Regions from separate parts of the Homo sapiens genome. Here region 2 is linked to region 1. A link is an interaction called in ENCODE POLR2A ChIA-PET data of the cell type or tissue named here. Cell type or tissue: Panc1. All regions are shown on one strand. Links, peaks and the distances in the headings refer to the core of each region. The heading gives the core; the rest is flanking DNA. Region 1 overlaps SF3B4 (splicing factor 3b subunit 4). Region 2 has its middle 18 kb from the start of ENSA.

The links. Peaks named below come from ENCODE experiments on the same cell type or tissue, not always from the same donor. Only the 100,000 strongest peaks of a DNase experiment are listed, where the experiment ranks them.
Region 2: POLR2A ChIA-PET joins it to region 1 with 13 read pairs; 2 of 35 experiments call an interaction of 5 or more read pairs at or near these places.

What each region holds. Positions count from the first base shown.
Region 1 is chr1:149,917,920-149,926,250 of GRCh38, reverse strand. SF3B4 (splicing factor 3b subunit 4) reads left to right here. Exons shown (of 6, transcript NM_005850.5): 4 at 209-415; 5 at 2,237-2,410; 6 at 2,522-2,934. The coding sequence ends at 2,709. Among named protein-coding and RNA genes, the nearest start is that of SV2A, 4.2 kb to the right of the region's middle. In Panc1, for the core only: no CTCF peak of the experiment used is centred there; no DNase peak of the experiment used is centred there; H3K4me3 peaks cover 505 bases.
Region 2 is chr1:150,607,862-150,616,192 of GRCh38, reverse strand. No RefSeq gene overlaps it. Among named protein-coding and RNA genes, the nearest start is that of ENSA, 18 kb to the left of the region's middle. RefSeq lists enhancers at 4,406-4,700, 7,041-7,727. In Panc1, for the core only: no CTCF peak of the experiment used is centred there; DNase peaks (open chromatin) are centred at 2,462 and 4,526; H3K27ac peaks cover 1,253 bases.

The sequences.
Region 1 (8,331 bases), core at 16-8,015:
GGGTGATGGTAGTGGTGAAGAAGAAAGTTGTTGGGTTTCTTTAGGAGGGTGAAGTTGGTTGACTTTTCTAACATTGCTTTTGATTTTAGAGCACTGGGAGGAGGGGGAAAGAGCTCACCCTGCCTGGAGAGGCCAGATCAGGACAGGCTCTTTAAAGACATTTTCTCCTCACTACCATTAACTCTTCCTTTTTCCATTTCCTCTATAGGCATGCCTCCTCCTGGCTCCTTCCCACCCCCAGTGCCACCTCCTGGAGCCCTCCCACCTGGGATACCCCCAGCCATGCCCCCACCACCTATGCCTCCTGGGGCTGCAGGACATGGCCCCCCATCGGCAGGAACCCCAGGGGCAGGACATCCTGGTCATGGACACTCACATCCTCACCCATTCCCACCGGGTGGGATGCCCCATCCAGGTAGGTGTGCTTTGTTGGGAAAGGGAGGGAAGAGCTTGGTAGAGCATCTCTGTTACCACTCACCCTGCTGCCCTTTGTTCCTCAACAGTAACAGTTTCAGAGTTTTCCTTTCCTTCAGACATTCTATTATAAAAACATACAAAATGCTCTCTAACATCTACCACCCTGAATCCATTTCTTAAGTTTTTCTGACAAGTAGACTCTACTTGCCAGTTTTTATTTCTTTAATCTTTAGTTCCATTCTCTTCTCTGACTCCACCTCAAAGTGGTGACCTAATTGCCAAATCTCGGGGACGCTTCTGCTCCTTATCTAGTTTGACCTCTGATATACTTGAAACTAGTTGTGTCCTCCTGTTTGAAATTCTTGTCTCTTTTTGCTTTTGCTTTTCTAGATCCTCCACCCCTCTCTCTGACTTCTTAATCTCAGCTACCGTGATAGACTCATGTCTACTTGTGCCTAGATTTTTGTGCTTGTTTCTCTTTTCTGCATATATCTATAGTTTTAATTGGGTATATACTGATGCCTCCTAGGTCTGTATCTCTAGTCCGTAGCTGTTGATATTCCAGATCCTTGATGCTGCTGCTTAATAGATAGCGTCATTTTTCTATCCCTCTCCTTCAAATCCATTCTTCTTCTAGTGTTCTTTTTTTTCAGGTGCTTAATTCATGAATCTGAGAGCTATGTTTGACTGCTCCCTATCACCCCACTCTTAATACCAAGTCTTATTTGTATCAGTGGCATCTCTCCCCATGGCCAGTGCCCTAGTTCAGTCTCTCATTGCCTCATTATTTTACACTTAATTTGTTGTAGTAATCTCTTGCCACTTTGACTCCAGTTTTCCCTAACTTTGATCTACTTTCACAGTGTAGGTCTTTTAAGACACAGATGTGCACACACTTGCTCAGAATTCCTCTGTTGCTCCCTTTGACCTACAGAGTAAAACCCAAACTCATTACCATAGCATTCACAGCTCTTTATGATCTGGCCCCTGCCCCTCATTTCTATAACTGCATTTTGCTCCTGATTACTGAGTTAACTGGCATTTCCTGGAACATACTGTGCTGTTTGCCACACCTGTGACTTGCACATGGTAATCTTTCTGCTTGGATGCTTTCTTCCCATGATCTTATCCTCCTGAAGTATTCATCCTTTAGAATTAGATCTTTGCTTAGACAGTTATGTCCTCTGCTACTTTCTCAAATCCTATCAACAGAGTTATTACTCCACTTGTTATATACTTCATCATTACTATTACAGTACCTAAATCATGGAAGAAGCAAGCAAATAGGGTAAGGAGTTGATTGAGTAATTGGTTGATTGGTTGGTTTGTGCTGTTGGAATAGGGTCAAGGATAGGGAGCACTTTTTACCACCCTTCTTTTTTTATTTTTATTTTTTGGTGATGGGGTCTCACTCTGTCATCCAGGCTGGAGTGCAGTGGCGTAGTTTTGGCTCACTGTAGCCTTGACGTCCCAGGCCCAAGTGATCCTCCCACCTCAGCCTCCTGAGTAGCTGGGAATAGAGGCACACACCACCATGCCTGGCTAATTAAAAGTATTTTTTGATAGAGCTGGGGTCTCACTATGTTGCCCAGGCTGTTCTTGAACTCCTGGGCTCAAGTGATCCACCTAGGCCTCCCAAAGTGCTGGGATTATTGGCATGAGCCACTGTGCCCAGCCAGCCTTATTTTCTATACCCTTTTTTCTATATAGTTCTCTTTCTGATGTCACTTTCTTTCTAATTTTGTTTTCTTCCTTTCTCTATTTTCTTTGCCTCCTTCTCTTTGTCTCTTTTCTTCTTGTGTCTATTTTATTTTCATAGGGATGTCTCAGATGCAGCTTGCACACCATGGCCCTCATGGCTTAGGACATCCCCACGCTGGACCCCCAGGCTCTGGGGGCCAGCCACCGCCCCGACCACCACCTGGAATGCCTCATCCTGGACCTCCTCCAATGGGCATGCCCCCCCGAGGGCCTCCATTCGGATCTCCCATGGGTAAGTCGGCTCTAGCCACCTCCCTCATCTGCACTTATCATGTTCTTACAGCTTCCTGTAGGCACACCCCTTGTCCCGTGCCCTTACTAACTTTTCTTTTACTCTTTGCAGGTCACCCAGGTCCTATGCCTCCGCATGGTATGCGTGGACCTCCTCCACTGATGCCCCCCCATGGATACACTGGCCCTCCACGACCCCCACCCTATGGCTACCAGCGGGGGCCTCTCCCTCCACCCAGACCCACTCCCCGGCCACCAGTTCCCCCTCGAGGCCCACTTCGAGGCCCTCTCCCTCAGTAAATTCACATTTTCCTTCCTCCTGTTACATTTTCCCAATATCTTTTCTATTCCTTGGACCAATCAGAGATGCTGTAGCTCCTTGGGGCAAAGGTACTAATCCCTTTCAGCACCCCCACTCCATTCCCCTTTTTAATGTAACTTTTTCCACAGGAGGTATTTCTTTTTTATGTTGGTCCTGAGTATTTTGCAAATGCACAGAGAAAATAAAACTAAACTCCTTGTTTATTTGTGGTGTTTTCCTTGACAACAGTAACTTTTCTCTTTTTCTTTTAAGAAGAGATGTCAGTATCATGAAAAGAATGGTAAGGTAGGAGTAGGAGCAAGGGTGCTTACTCCACATTTTAAAGGCTTATTCTGTAATGTGCTGTTGCAGTTGCTGAGCTTTGCTGTGCACTAGAGTAATTGTTTCCTTACGTAGAGCTTATCTTCTAGTTTGGAAGATAGGGACCCAATATATATAGCATAGGATCGTCATTTTTTTTGTTTCTTTTTTTTATTTGGAGACACGGTCTTGCTCTGTTGCCTAGGCTGGGGTGCAGTGGCACGATCATGGCTCACTGCAGCCCCAACCTCCCAGGCTCAGGTGATTCTCCCACCACAGCCTCCCAAGTAGCTGGGACCACAGGTGTGTGCCACCACACCCAGCTAATTTTTGTATTTTTTGTAGAGGTGAGATTTCGGCATATTGCCCAGACTGGTTTTGAACTCCTGGGCTCAAGCGATCACCCCTGCCTCAGCCTCCCAAAGTGCTGGGATTACAGACGTGAGCCACCTCACCCAGCCGGACTATTGTTTTAAAGTGAACAGATGTATCTGGAGATAGTCTGGCAAAAATGAAGTAACATGCACTATGCAATTCATTGCAGCACTGTTATAATGGCAGTAGATTGGAAACTCACATCTCCATCAGTAAAGGGACGGTTGAATAAACTGATAAATTCATGCAGCAGAGTACTGTGCAGCTGTAAAAAGGAATGTAAAAAAAGCTTTAAAAAGGATCTCCAAGTGAAGATCTCTACGTACTGCTGTGGAGAGATCTCCAAGTGAAGAAAATAATGTGTGTAGTGTGCTACCTTCTCTAAGGGTAGCATATATATATATATATGTATTAACGTTTTTAAAAATGGGTAAACCAGCTACTCAGGAGGCTGAGGCAGGAGAATCACTTGAACCTGGGAGGCGGAGGCTGCAGTGAGCCGAGATCACGCCATTGCACTCCAGCCTGGGCGACAGAGCGAGACTCTGTCTCAAAAAAAAAAAAAAAAAAAAAAGGATAAACCAAATACTAATGGAAATTGATAACACTGGGGAGGGAGTGGATATTGAGGGAAGCTGGATTCTCTGAGTATACTGTGTTAATGTGTTTTTCATTTGGAACAATATAGATGTCTTACATAATTACAAAACAAAATGAGTAAATGGAGACAGTAAATGTTCCATACGTGTTCCATTTTGTTCTGTTCCTACAGATGTCTGTAAACAGTCATCTCAGATAAGGAGTTTGTATTTCAATTTTTTTTCTCATTTCTCAGTCCTTCCAAACTTGATTTTCATCACGTGTAAATCTCAGTTTAAAGACTTTTCAGTAGACCAAATCCAATGGCCTTTTTCTCCCCCATGTTCTTTGCCACATTAATCCTGTTAAGTCACCCCTTCCTTGAAGTGCCCTCTGGCTTATGTAACTGTGAACTTTACTAAATTCTAGGCAAGAAGTGAGCATGGCCCCCTTGTTCTCGTCCATCATTCTCATTAACATTTTTATGGTACCTGCAAAGGATGTCTGTTGGTGGCAGCTGAGGATTCAAAGATAAGCAAGGCAGTTCTGCTGTCAAAACTGACACATAAGAGATTGTTAATGAAACAAAATATTTTGAGAGCAGGAAGAAAGTTACCTATTCTGGCATGAAAGTCCAGGAAAACGGCCAGGCACAGTGGCTCACGCCTGTAAGCCCAGCACTTTGGGAGGCTGAGGCGGGCAGACCACCTGAGGTCAGGAGTTCGAGACCAGCCTGGGCAACATGGTGAAACTCCGTCTCTACTAGAAATACCAAAAATTAGCCAGGTGCAGTGGTGGGCGCCTGTAATCCCAGCTACTCAGGAGGCTGAGACAGGAGAATCGCTTAAATCTGGTAGGTGGAGGTTGCAGTGAGCCGAGATCAAGCCATTGCACTCCAGCCTGGGCAACAAGAGCGAAACTGTCCCCCACCTCCCACCTTAAAAAAAGAAAAGTCCAGGAAAACTTCCTGGGAAAAAGGTGATACCTGCATTTAATCTTCAAGGAAGGATAGACCTTTCCCAGGCAAGGAGAAATTCAATCCAGGTGGATGGGATGTTTCTGAGGAGAAACAGATTGATAAATAGCATGGTGTATAATGCACTAGAGCTGTTTGGGATTGGAGGCAGGCTGAGGTCAGAGCCAGTTAGGGAGCTCCCAAAAACCATTTTTCAGCCCTTTTTCACATCATGGCAGGGAACCATTTGAAACAAAATTGAGGTAAGGGGAGGCAGCTGCTTCAGCCTGGAGGCTGTTGGCTCGGAAATTCTAGCTGCCCCAGTTTGATATGCTTATTAGATGTTCGTGTGGTGATATTGAATAGACAGAGATTTTGAGTCTGGGCTTGATGGGAAGGTCTGGACTGCAGATATAAATGGGAATCATCAGCATATAGGCAGTATTAAAGTCGGGACTGCCTGTGGTGAGCAAGAAGAGAGTAGAAGGCTTCCCGCCCCTGGGACTGAGCCCATAGGAACTCTAAAATTAAATGGCCCCAGCAAAGGGGACTACAAAGGAGTGGTTGGTGGGACAGGGCACTGGCACCTGGGGGAAAATGATGAGGTCTTCCCTCAGAACTTGAAAATATATACAGTCATTTGTGTATTCTCAAGGGATTGGTTCCAGGACCCTCCACAGATAATCAAAATTCACAAATGCTCAAATCTCTTATATAAAATGGCACATTTGCATATAACCTAGGCACATCCTCCAGTGTGTTTTAAATCATCTCTAGATTACTTGTGACACCTAATGCAGTGTAAATACTATGCAAGTAGTTGTTATACTGTATTGTTTAGGAAATAAATGTCAAGAGGAGAATGTCTATACATGTTCAGTACAAATGCAACCATCATAGGCCTAACTACATTTTCCATCCACAGTTGGTTGAATCCATGGATGCCAAACCCATGGATATGGAGGACTGATGGTATAAGTTTTCACTCTAAAAGTATGCAAGATTTCTATTTTAGCAAATAAGGTATCAGTGGAGAGTAGGCAAAGTCACCTTAAAGGGAAGAAATGGCTCCCTGCTGGCCAAATGCTCTCCTGCTGGACTTGGCTATAACCTAATTGAAAATGTTAACATATTTGGCTGGGTGCGGTGGCTCACGCCTGTAATCCCAGCACTTTGGGAGGCAGAGGTGAGTGGATCACTTGAGGTCCGGAGTTCGAGAGCAGCCTGGCCAACACGGTGAAACCCTGTCTCCATTAACAATACAAAAGTTAGCCAGGCGCAGTGGCTCACGCCTGTAATCCCAGCACTTTGGGAGGCTGAGGCGGGCGGATCACAAGGTCAGGAGATCGAGACCATCCTGGCTAACACAGTGAAACCCCGTCTCTCCTAAAAATACAAAAAATTAGCCGGGTGTGGTGGCGGGCACCTGTAGTCCCAGCTACTCGGGAGGCTGAGGCAGGAGAATGGCATGAACCCGGGAGGCGGAGCTTGCAGTGAGCCGAGATTGTGCCACTGCACTCCAGCCTGGGCGACGGAGCAAGACTCTGTCTCAAAAAAAAAAAAAAAAGTTAACTGGGTGTGGTGGCTCGTGCCTGTAGTCCCAGCTACTGGGAAGGCTGAGGCAGGAGAATCACTTGAACACCGGAGGTGGAGGTTACAGTGAGCTGAGATTGCGCCACTGCACTCCAGCCTGGGCGACAGAGTGAGACTCTGTCTCAAAAAAAAAAAAAAAAAGAAAAAGAATGTGTGTTAACCTGAAGACGGGTCAGCAATGAAAGTCTAGTAAAGGGAGAGTCCCTGAGGCCAGTCCAAGCACCATCCTGGAAAGCCGTCACATTCAGAGTAGTCCAGGAGTGCTGGCAAGGCTGCCAATAGCAAAGAGGTGGGGGTAGAAGATTGTTGCCAAGAAGAGTTTTCTGGACCCATTGGCATGGCTGCTTATTGCAGATGGCCAGATGCCATTAAAGATACAAATCCTCCAGTAATGTCATTGTGCATTTATACATTGACATTATGATTCTGATTTGGCTTCAGGGAGAGAATGTACTAGACATGTAGATATGAGTTTTCAGTCTGAGTGACAGTTAAATATTTATGATAAATTAATATTTATGTATTATGGCTTTATATTTCAGAAGATTGTGAACTTTGTTGGCATGAATGATTATTTCCAAGATCCAGCTTTGGAGTCTGCAAAGCCCAGGCCCGTGTCCCTGTCAGAGGTAAATTCAACCTGGCAAATGTTACCTGTGTGGTCTCTTCGGACATAGCCTGTCAGCCTTCTCCATGTATATATATCAGCATTCTGAAGCCTCCACATTTAGTAAGGCAGAATCACACGCTATTAGATCTGAGAGGGACCTGATGCAGTATCTAGTCCAAGCCCCCCTTTTCCAGATGAGAAACCTGAAGTTCACAGATGTGGAGAACTTGACCAAGAGTTGACAGCTTGTTAGCAGTGAGAACCCAGGTCCAAGCCCAGGTCAGTGCTGTCTGGAAGGTCCTGACCTTATCTGGCATAGACACATTCAGGATGTATTTCCCCAAATCACCATATTCCCTCTCACTCCTTCGGCAGGGATGGTCATCAAGTGTCACCAAGTGGCATGTCTTGGATCTCTGAGTCCAGGTTATTGATGCAAGAGCAAAGGAAAGATGAAGGGAAAAGCTGAAACAATTTACTTCTTCCTGCCCGGGAAGTACAAGTGTGTGGAGGGGAGGGGAGGGAGGTAGAGGAGAGTAAGAGAAAATGGAGAAGGGTATTGAGAGGATCCTTTTTGAGTCATTGGAGCAAATTAATGGAAGGGGAACTGTCCGGTTGGTCAGGTCTGTAAAAATCCCTCAACTTCCCCAGTACTTCTGCTACCACCAACTGAATGGACAGGATGAGGAGGTGTCCACTGTAAATAAGTAACCTGGACTGTTTTGTGAGGAAAGAGATGGAAGGAATCCAGGGGTCTCTGACTCTGGCAGTTCAGGATAGAAACCACACCTTGTTATCTCTGCTTTCTCTAAAATGTCCAGGTAAACTTGGAATAGGAGCACTCTGGATTTGGGAGACTGTTGTGAAAAAGGAGTTTGAGAGCAGTGGAGAAGGCAAGGGAGGTGTTTTGAAGGCAGCAAAAGCCCCTGAAATTATTGGGTCCTGCCATACTGAGACTGGGGTGCTAAGGAAGGGGCTGCCACATTCCCCATCTCCCTGTCTTCCCACTTGTCTTCCTAACATCACTGTTTTTTTCTTTAGTTCCTTCTATCTTTTACTAGGAAGGGCCTGGGAAGGGCTGGGTGCCATTTCCAGCTGTTCTTGTGACAACCTCCGGCCCTTTCATCATTTCTCCCCGTGCCCTGACTCCCTCCCCATCCTCTTTTCTCCTCTCCCCACCAATGGTCT
Region 2 (8,331 bases), core at 177-8,176, 690 kb before region 1:
GTAATATGGAGAGGTTTTGTGGTTGTTTTAGGATGGGAATAATTCAGGCATATTTATTGAAAGAGTGAAAGGAATAAGTAAAAGCTGGAGCTCAGTAGAGAATGATAATAACCAAAAAGCAGGGTTCTGAAGAGAAAGGAGGTGAAATGAGCACAGGTGGATGTGGTTTAGTTACATGGTCTACTTCTGCAGACGTTTGCTGAGCACTTACCGTGTGCCAGCCACTCTACTAGGTGGTGGGGTTAGTCTACTTGGGAAGCCAACTGAGTGAGAAAGTGGTCTCAAGTAGGACTATATATGCCTCATCCTGCTGGAGACTCAAGGCGAAAATATAACAGTAAACTCCCAGCTGATTGTTTTTGACTGGGGCTAAGTAATTTATAGGAGTCGTTGTCTGACAGCTTTAGTCAGACTTGTAAAGTAGGATGTTAGAGAGGTGGGAGTGTAAAAAGTATAGCCATAAAAGGACATAGAAGAGAGGAGGGGCGGAGCCCAATGACTCAGGCGCCTATAATCCCGACAGTTTGGGAGGCTGAGGCAGGAGGATTGCTTGAGTCCAGGAGTTCCAGACCAGCCTGGACAACATGGTAAGAACTCATCTGTACAAAAAATAAAAGCCAGGCATGGTGGCACACGCCTATAGTCCCAGCTACTTGGGACGGTGAGGTAGGAAGATCTCGAGCCCAGGACGAGACTGCAGTGCACAATTATCGTGCTTGTGACTAGCCACTGCACTCCAGCCTGGGCAACATAACCAAACCCCATCTCTTAAAAAAGGTGGGGAGGGGTGGTTAGGAAGCAAGCAATGTTGAGGTTCTAACAGATTGGTACCATGAACATGTAATGGTACCAATCCATATCTTTGTGCTATTTTCTCTAGAAGCACCTAGCTCCCTGGGTACAAGAGCAGGGACGACATTATTGTTTAGATCCTGAGTCAGGATTTGTAGACAGATAAAGTATACTAAGAAGGAAGCAAGGGGATGAAAGTGCTGGTGAAAGATTAAAGAATCTCTCTGATTATAGCTAGATAAGAAAATAGGCTAAGGAAGTTGTGATAAACTGGTCAAGCCAGGCGCGGTGGCCCACACCTGTAATCCTAGCACTTTGGGAGGCTGGGGTGGGTGGATCATGAGGTCAGGTCAGGAGTTTGAGACCAGCCTGGCCAACATAGTGAAACTCCGTCTCTACTAAAAATACAAAAAATTAGCTGGGTGTGGTGGCGTGCGCCTGTAATCCCAGCTACCAGGGAGGCTGAGGCAGGAGAATCTCTTGAACCCGGGAGGCAGAGGTTGCAGTGAGGCAAGATTGCGCCATTGCACTCCAGCCTGGGCAACGAGCAAAACCCTGTCTCAAAAAAAAAAAAAAAAAAAAAAAAAAAAAAAAAAACCTCTGGTCAAGAGAATTCTTTGTTTCTTTCTCTATTATTTATTTATTTTTAAGAGAACTCTTTATAAGGTCAAAGAGCAGATGATTTAGAAGCAGAAATGATTAACCTGGAAGTTCAAAACATTGTAGCAAGAATATAAAATTTTAGATTGGAGCCAGGTGGTGGCTCATGCCTGTAATCCCAGCACTTTGGGAGGGGAAGATGGCTTGTGCCCAGGAGTTCGAGACCACCCTGGGCAACAAAATGAGACCCCCATCTCTACAAAAAAATTAAAAAATTAGCCATGCATGATGGCATGCACCTGTGGCCCCAGCTACGTGGGAGGCTGAGGCTGGAGGATAGCCTGAGTCCAGAAGGTGAAGGCTGCAGTGAGCTGTGTTTGCACCACTGCACTCCAGCCTGGGCAACAGAATGAGACTCTGTGTATAAATAAATAAAACTAAGAGAGTTCTCACATCGAGCTGTGAAGGTAGTTTGCTAATTTATCTGGGGTTTTGCTGTTATCTTTTGTTAAAAATCAACTTGCTGGGGTGAGGTGGCTCACATCTGTAATGCCATCACTTTGGGAGGCTGAAGGGGGAGGATCACTTGAGTACAGGAGTTTGAGACCAGCCTGGGCAATGTAAGGAGACCCTGTCTGAAAAATTAAAAAAAAATAGCCAGGCGTGTTGTCATGTGCCTGTAGTTCCAGCAATGGCAGGCTGAGGTGGGAGCATCGATTGGGCACAGGAGGTTGAGGCTGCAGTGAGCTGTGATTGCACTGCTGCACTCCAGCCTGGGCAACAGAGCAAGACCCTGTCTCAATAAATAAAATAAAGTAGCATCAAATTGATACATATCCTAGAGTAGTTATCTTTTTTTCCTCTGAGCTCCAACAAGAAACAACAGTATTTACATTTTTAACTGGAGACAAAACTCTGCATAGGAGAAATTCAAACATCAGCAGACATATGAGGGCGTTTTTTGGCAGAGGCAACTTACTGTCAATAAAGTCTCACCCCTGGTGAACGCCACCTGCTCACACGTACAAAAGGAAAGTCATTTAGTGATCATGAATCCTGGTTTGACGTTAAGGTCCATGTCTGAAGTGTCGTTTATGATTAGGGAAGTCTGAGTCATCCTTAGGCTTCCTCTATTGCATTTGAGTCATTTCCTTTTTTACAGACCCAAACTGTACAGCCCAGGATATTTCTTAAATGTCCAAAAGTACAGAGTTTTGGAACTAAAGGGACATTCGAGATCATTGAGTTCAGTGTACTCGTTTTACAAATGGTGAAACTAAGGCCAAGAGGAGCATGCCTTTGCCTGATTGCACAGCCTCTGTGGGGCAGTTTTGCCTATACCAAGAAGGGTATAGGAAAATACCCTATTCTCTAGAACCAGCTGATTTCACAGCAAATTTGGATTCTGGCTTGAATTTATTTTTGTCAGAAGTAAACTAAAAATACTTGGTCTGAAAGTCTGAGAGGGACTCAGGGCCCAGGGGAACAAGCAGGCATCTCTGGTATATCCCCCTCAAATAGTTTTTTGTTTGTTTGTTTTAGACAGAGTGTTGCTCTTGTTTCCCAGGCTGGAGAGCAATGGCGCAATCTCGGCTCACTGCAACCTCCACCTCCTAGATTCAAGCGATTCTCCTGCCGCAGCCTCCCAGGTAGCCATCACACCCAGCTAATTTTTTGTATTTTTAGTAGAGATGGGGTTTCATCATGTTGGCCAGGCTGGTCTCGAACTCCTGATCTCAGGTGATCCACCCACCTTGGCCTCCCAAAGTGTTGGGATTACAGGCGTGAGCCACCATGCCCGGCCCCCCTCAAATGGTTTTATCTGTCACACTGGTGCTCCTGCAATGGACAAAGGAGACGTTTCCTGTAGGACCAGCATCTCTTTACTCAGGTTTTTCAATCTTGGAACTGCTGACATTTTGGGCCAAGTAATTCTTTGTTGCAGGGACTGTCCTGTGCATTTCAGGATGTTTAACAGCATCTTTGTCCTCTACCCATTAGTTGCTTAGTCAGAATAATCAGAAAAGTCCCCAGACATTGCCAAATGCCCCCTGGAGTTGCCTGGTTGCCTGGTTGAGAATCACTATGCTTAAGAAAGGGGCTCTTGTTGTAATCCCAGCACTTTGGGAGGCCGAGGCGGGAGGATCACGAGGTCAGGAGATCGAGACCATCCTGGTTAACACAGTGAAACCCCATCTCTACTAAAAATACAAAAATTAGCTGGGCATGGTGGCATGCGTCTGTAGTCCCAGCTACTCGGGAGGCTGAGGCAGGAGAATGGCATGAACCCCGGGAGGTGGAGCTTGCAGTGAGCCGAGATCGCGCCACTGCACTCCAGCCTGCGTGACAGAGAGAGGCTCCATTTCAAAAAAAAAAAAAAAAAAAGCGGGGATGGGGGGCTGTTTTAACTCAGGTCTGGGCCCACTTAGTCCTCATGGCAGTATCTATTCTTATTCCTGCATCTCCATGCCTAGCTGCCTTTTTCTCACCTTTCTTTCTGGGGCTACCACACCTTTATCAGATGAGATCCTCCAACCTCTCTCTACCCTCAGTATCTCCAAAAGTGCCACCTGGGTTGAAAATGAGAAGCAAAAGCATCTACCCTTCCCCCTCTTGCACCAAGGGTATACCCTAATTAGATAGGAATTTACATAATTGGTAAAAATAAGATATCATGGGCTGGCCACAGTGGCTCACACCTGTAATGCCAGCATTTTGAGAGGCCGAGGCACGAGGAATTCTTCAGCCCAGGAGTTTGAGACCAGGCTGGGCGATGTAGTGAGACCTTGTCTCTACAAAAAAATTAAAAATTAACTGAGTGGTGGCAGGCGCCTGTAGTCCCAGCTACTCGGGAGGCTGAGGCAAGAGAATTGCTTGAACTTCGGAGGAAGAGGTTTAAGTAAGCAAAGATTACACCACCGCACTCCAGCCTGGGTGACAGAGCCAGACTCTGTCTCCAAAACAAAAGACAAAGTGCATACAAGGCTCAGCTCTTAACAATGACTGCTGTGAGTCAAGGAAAGACCCCTTCCTTGAGGGTGTGCTGGGAGGGGATAGATGAGGGCATACCAAGAGAACCTTTGCCTTTTTTGCGCAATTTCCCCTTGACTCAGCGGTCCCACTTCCCTTCCCCAGCCCACACTTGTCCTCACCAGTGCTTGTATTTAGAAATGCAAGCCCGTGTTGTCATAGAAAAACAGAAACCAGATGGTTGCTATGGAGATTTGTTTAAATACACACCTAGAACATGGCCCAGACTCTGGCAGTGGTGAGTAGCAATTCTTGCTAGGACCTGCATTTTTCTTCCTCTTAATTTGCTGTTTTCCCACCCTTTTCTATTCTTGCTACATTTTCATGCTTCTCACTCCTGCTCCAAAATGCCACTTCCCACCTACCAGTACTGTTCTTAAACATCTCCTGTGTCTCAGGAAGTCACTATTTAAGAACAGACTTATTTACCCTTTGAGCCTTAGTCCCTTCATCTGTAATATGGGAATAATGACAATAAAAACTCTATATGGGGCCAGGTGCAGTGGCTCAAGCATGTAATCCCAGCACTTTGGGAGGCCAAGACAGGTGGATCACTTGAGGTCAGGAGTTCAGGACCAGCCTGGCCAATGTGGTGAAAACCTGTCTCTACTAAAAATACAAAAATTAGCTGGGCGTGGTGGTGCACACCTGTAATCTCAGCTACTCGAGACGCTGAGGCAGGAGAATCGCTTGAACCCAGGAGGCAGAGGTTGTAGTGAGCTGAGATCGTGCCACTGCACCCCAGCTTGGGCAACAGAGCAAAACTCTGTCTTTAAAAAAAAAAAAACAAAAAAACCAAACAAACAAACAAAAAAAACCTTATATGGGCTGGGCTGGGCGTGGTGCCTTATGCCCACAATCCCAGCATTTTGGGAGGCCAAGATGGGAGGATCACTTGAGCCCAGAAGTTTGAGACCAGCCTAGGCTACAGAGTAAGGCCCCATCTCTACAAAAAAACCTTAAAAATTAGCCAGGTGTGGTGGCACGCACTGTGGTCCCAGCTGTACCAGAGGCTGAAGCAGGAGGATCCCTTGAGCCCAGGAGGTCAAGGCTGCAGTGAGCCATATCTACACCACTGCACTCCAGCCTGGGCAACAGCCTGTCTCAAAAACTAAACTAAAAACCTTATATGTTTTTGTTAGAATTAAATTAGATATACAAAAAGAGGGGCCGGGCAGGGTGGCTCACGCCTGTAATCCCAGCACTTTGGGAGGCTGAGGCAGGTGAATTACTTGAGGTCAGGAGTTCGAGACCAGCCTGACCAACATGGTGAAACCCTGTCTATACTAAAATATACAAAAATCAGTCTAGCGTGGTGGTGGGCGCCTGTAATCCCAGCTATTCGGGAGGCTGAGGCAGGAGAATTGCTCGATCCCGGGAGGCAGAGGTTGCAGTGAGCCGAGATCATGCCACTGCACTCCAGCCTGGGCGACAGAATGAGACTCCGTCTCAAAAAGAAACTTGTATCATGGCTAGCAAAGTGGAATTTGGTTTTATGCTAAAATAAAATCCTAGAGCCAGGTGTGGAGGCGAGTGCCTATAATCCCAGCTACTCAGAGGCTGAGGCAGGAGGATTTGTTGAGACCAGGAGTTCAAGACCAGCCTGGGCAACATAATAAGACCTCATCTCAAAAAAAAAATAATAAAGTAAAATAAAATAAAAATCCTACTCTAGGGCACCTGGGAACCAACCAGTGGTGCCTTTGGAAATCTTGGTTTATGCTTCCTCTCTGACAGTAGGAAAAAGCTATTGTGGGAGTTTCTCCTGCCATGTAGAGTGATGGAAGAGCAGAATTGTGGAGGAGCAGGGTTGCTTTGTTTTGTCTTTGTTGTACTCAGCTGGAAAGCTGTTTAAGGAAAGAATCTGGTCATATGACCTCCTTTCTGCAATTGGAAATGAACGCCACAGGGAAAAGAAGATATAAGACACAGAATGCTCCTTGCCTGGCTAAAATGGAAGAGGACAAAGGAAGCAGAATACTTTCTGGGCTTTTGGCTTTTGCTACCCTCCTCTGGCAGACCCCTGTCCAAGACGCTGGCTGTGTTGTGTGCCAGGCTAGAGCTTGTACCTACTGTAAAATCTGTGTGTGATGTCTGTTGAGTTTTTTGGAAAACAAAAAACTTATATTTTAAAATACAAGGTATTAGATAATACCAAGGGCAGATAATTCCACCCTTGGAAATAAAAAAGATTTTCTTTTCTTCAGCTTGAATGTACTGTACAGCTGTGTTTCTGCAGTAGGTCTCAGCTCTTAGGAACGAGAAAAAGGAAAACATTACCCACTTTGCATTTCACTTCTGTTCTTTTCCTGTGAGACAGATACTACTATCTATCCTATTTTTATGGGTTAAAAAGCACAGATCAATTGAAAAAGAACTGGAAGGATAACTGCTAAACTGAGAACTGTTACATCCAGGCACGTTGACTCACGCCTGTAATCCCAACACTTTGGGAAGCTGAGGCCGGTGGATCACGAGGTCAGGAGATCGAAACCATCCTGGCCAACATGGTGAAACCCCATCTCTACTAAAAATACAAAAATTAGCTGGGTGTGGTGGCGTGTGCCTTAATCCCAGCTACTCGGGAGGCTGAGGCACAAGAATCGCTTGAACCTAAGAGGCGGAGGTTTCAGTGAGCTGAGATCGCACCACTGCACTCCAGCCTGGCACCAGAGCAAGACTCTGTCTCAAAAAAAAAAAAAAAGAATTGTGGTCACTTCCAGAAAAGAATTAGGGGAGTGAGATTGGAAGTGGTAATCATAGGAACTTTTGTGTCATCTATATTTTCCTTTTTTCCAAGGAAAATATTCATATATTAATTGTTTAATTAAAAATTAAATTTTGGCTGGGCGCGGTGGCTCACGCCTGTAATCCCTGCACTTTGGGAGGCCGAGGTGGGCGGATCACGAGGTCAGGAGATCAAGACCATCCTGGCTAACATGGTGAAACCCCGTCTCTACTAAAAAATATGACAAAAATTAGCCGGGCGTGCTGTCGGGCGCCTGTAGTCTCAGCTACTCTGGAGGCTGAGGCAGGAGAATGGCGTGAACCCCGGAGGCGGAGCTTGTAGTAAGCCGAGATCTTGCCACTGCACTGCAGCCTGGGCGACAGAGCAAGACTCCGTCTCAAAAAAAAAAATTTTTTTTAAGTTTTGTGCAGTGGCAGTATCATAGCCAATGAGGTTTGTCCAATGTACAATTATTGCTAATTGAAAACGTTTCAGGCCAAGCACAGTGGCTCACGCCTATAATCCCAGCACTCTGGGAGGCCGAGACAGGCCAATCATGAGGTCAGGAGATCGAGACCATCCTGGCTAACACGGTGAAACCCCCGTCTCTACCAAAAATACAAAAATTAGCTGAGTGTGGTGGCAGGCGCCTGTTAGTCCCAGCTACTTGGCTGAGGCAGGAGAATGGTGTGAACTCAGGAGGCGGAGCTTTCAGTGAGCTGAGATCGCGCCACTGCACTCCAGCCTGGGCGACAGAGCGAGACTCTGTCTCAAAAAAAGTTTCAAGCCAGGCACGGTGGCTCACGCCTGTAATCCCAATACTTTGGGAGGCCAAGGCGGGTGGATCACCTGAGGTCAGGAGTTCGAGACCGGCACAGCCAACATGGCGAAACCCCATCTACTAAAAATACAGAAATTAGCCGGGTGTGGTGGCACACGCCTGTAATCTCAGCTATTCAGGAGGCTGAGGCAGAAGAATCACTTGAACCTGGGAGGTGGAGATTGCAGTGAGCCAAGATTGCACCACTGCACTCTAGCCTGGGCAACAGAGTGAGACTCCAGAGTTGAGACTCTGTCTCAAAAGAAAAAAAGAAAAGGTTTCTGTTGGGCCAGGCCCAGTGGCTCACACCTGTTATCCCAGCACTTTGGGAGGCCAAGGCAGGCAGATCCCTTGAGTCTAA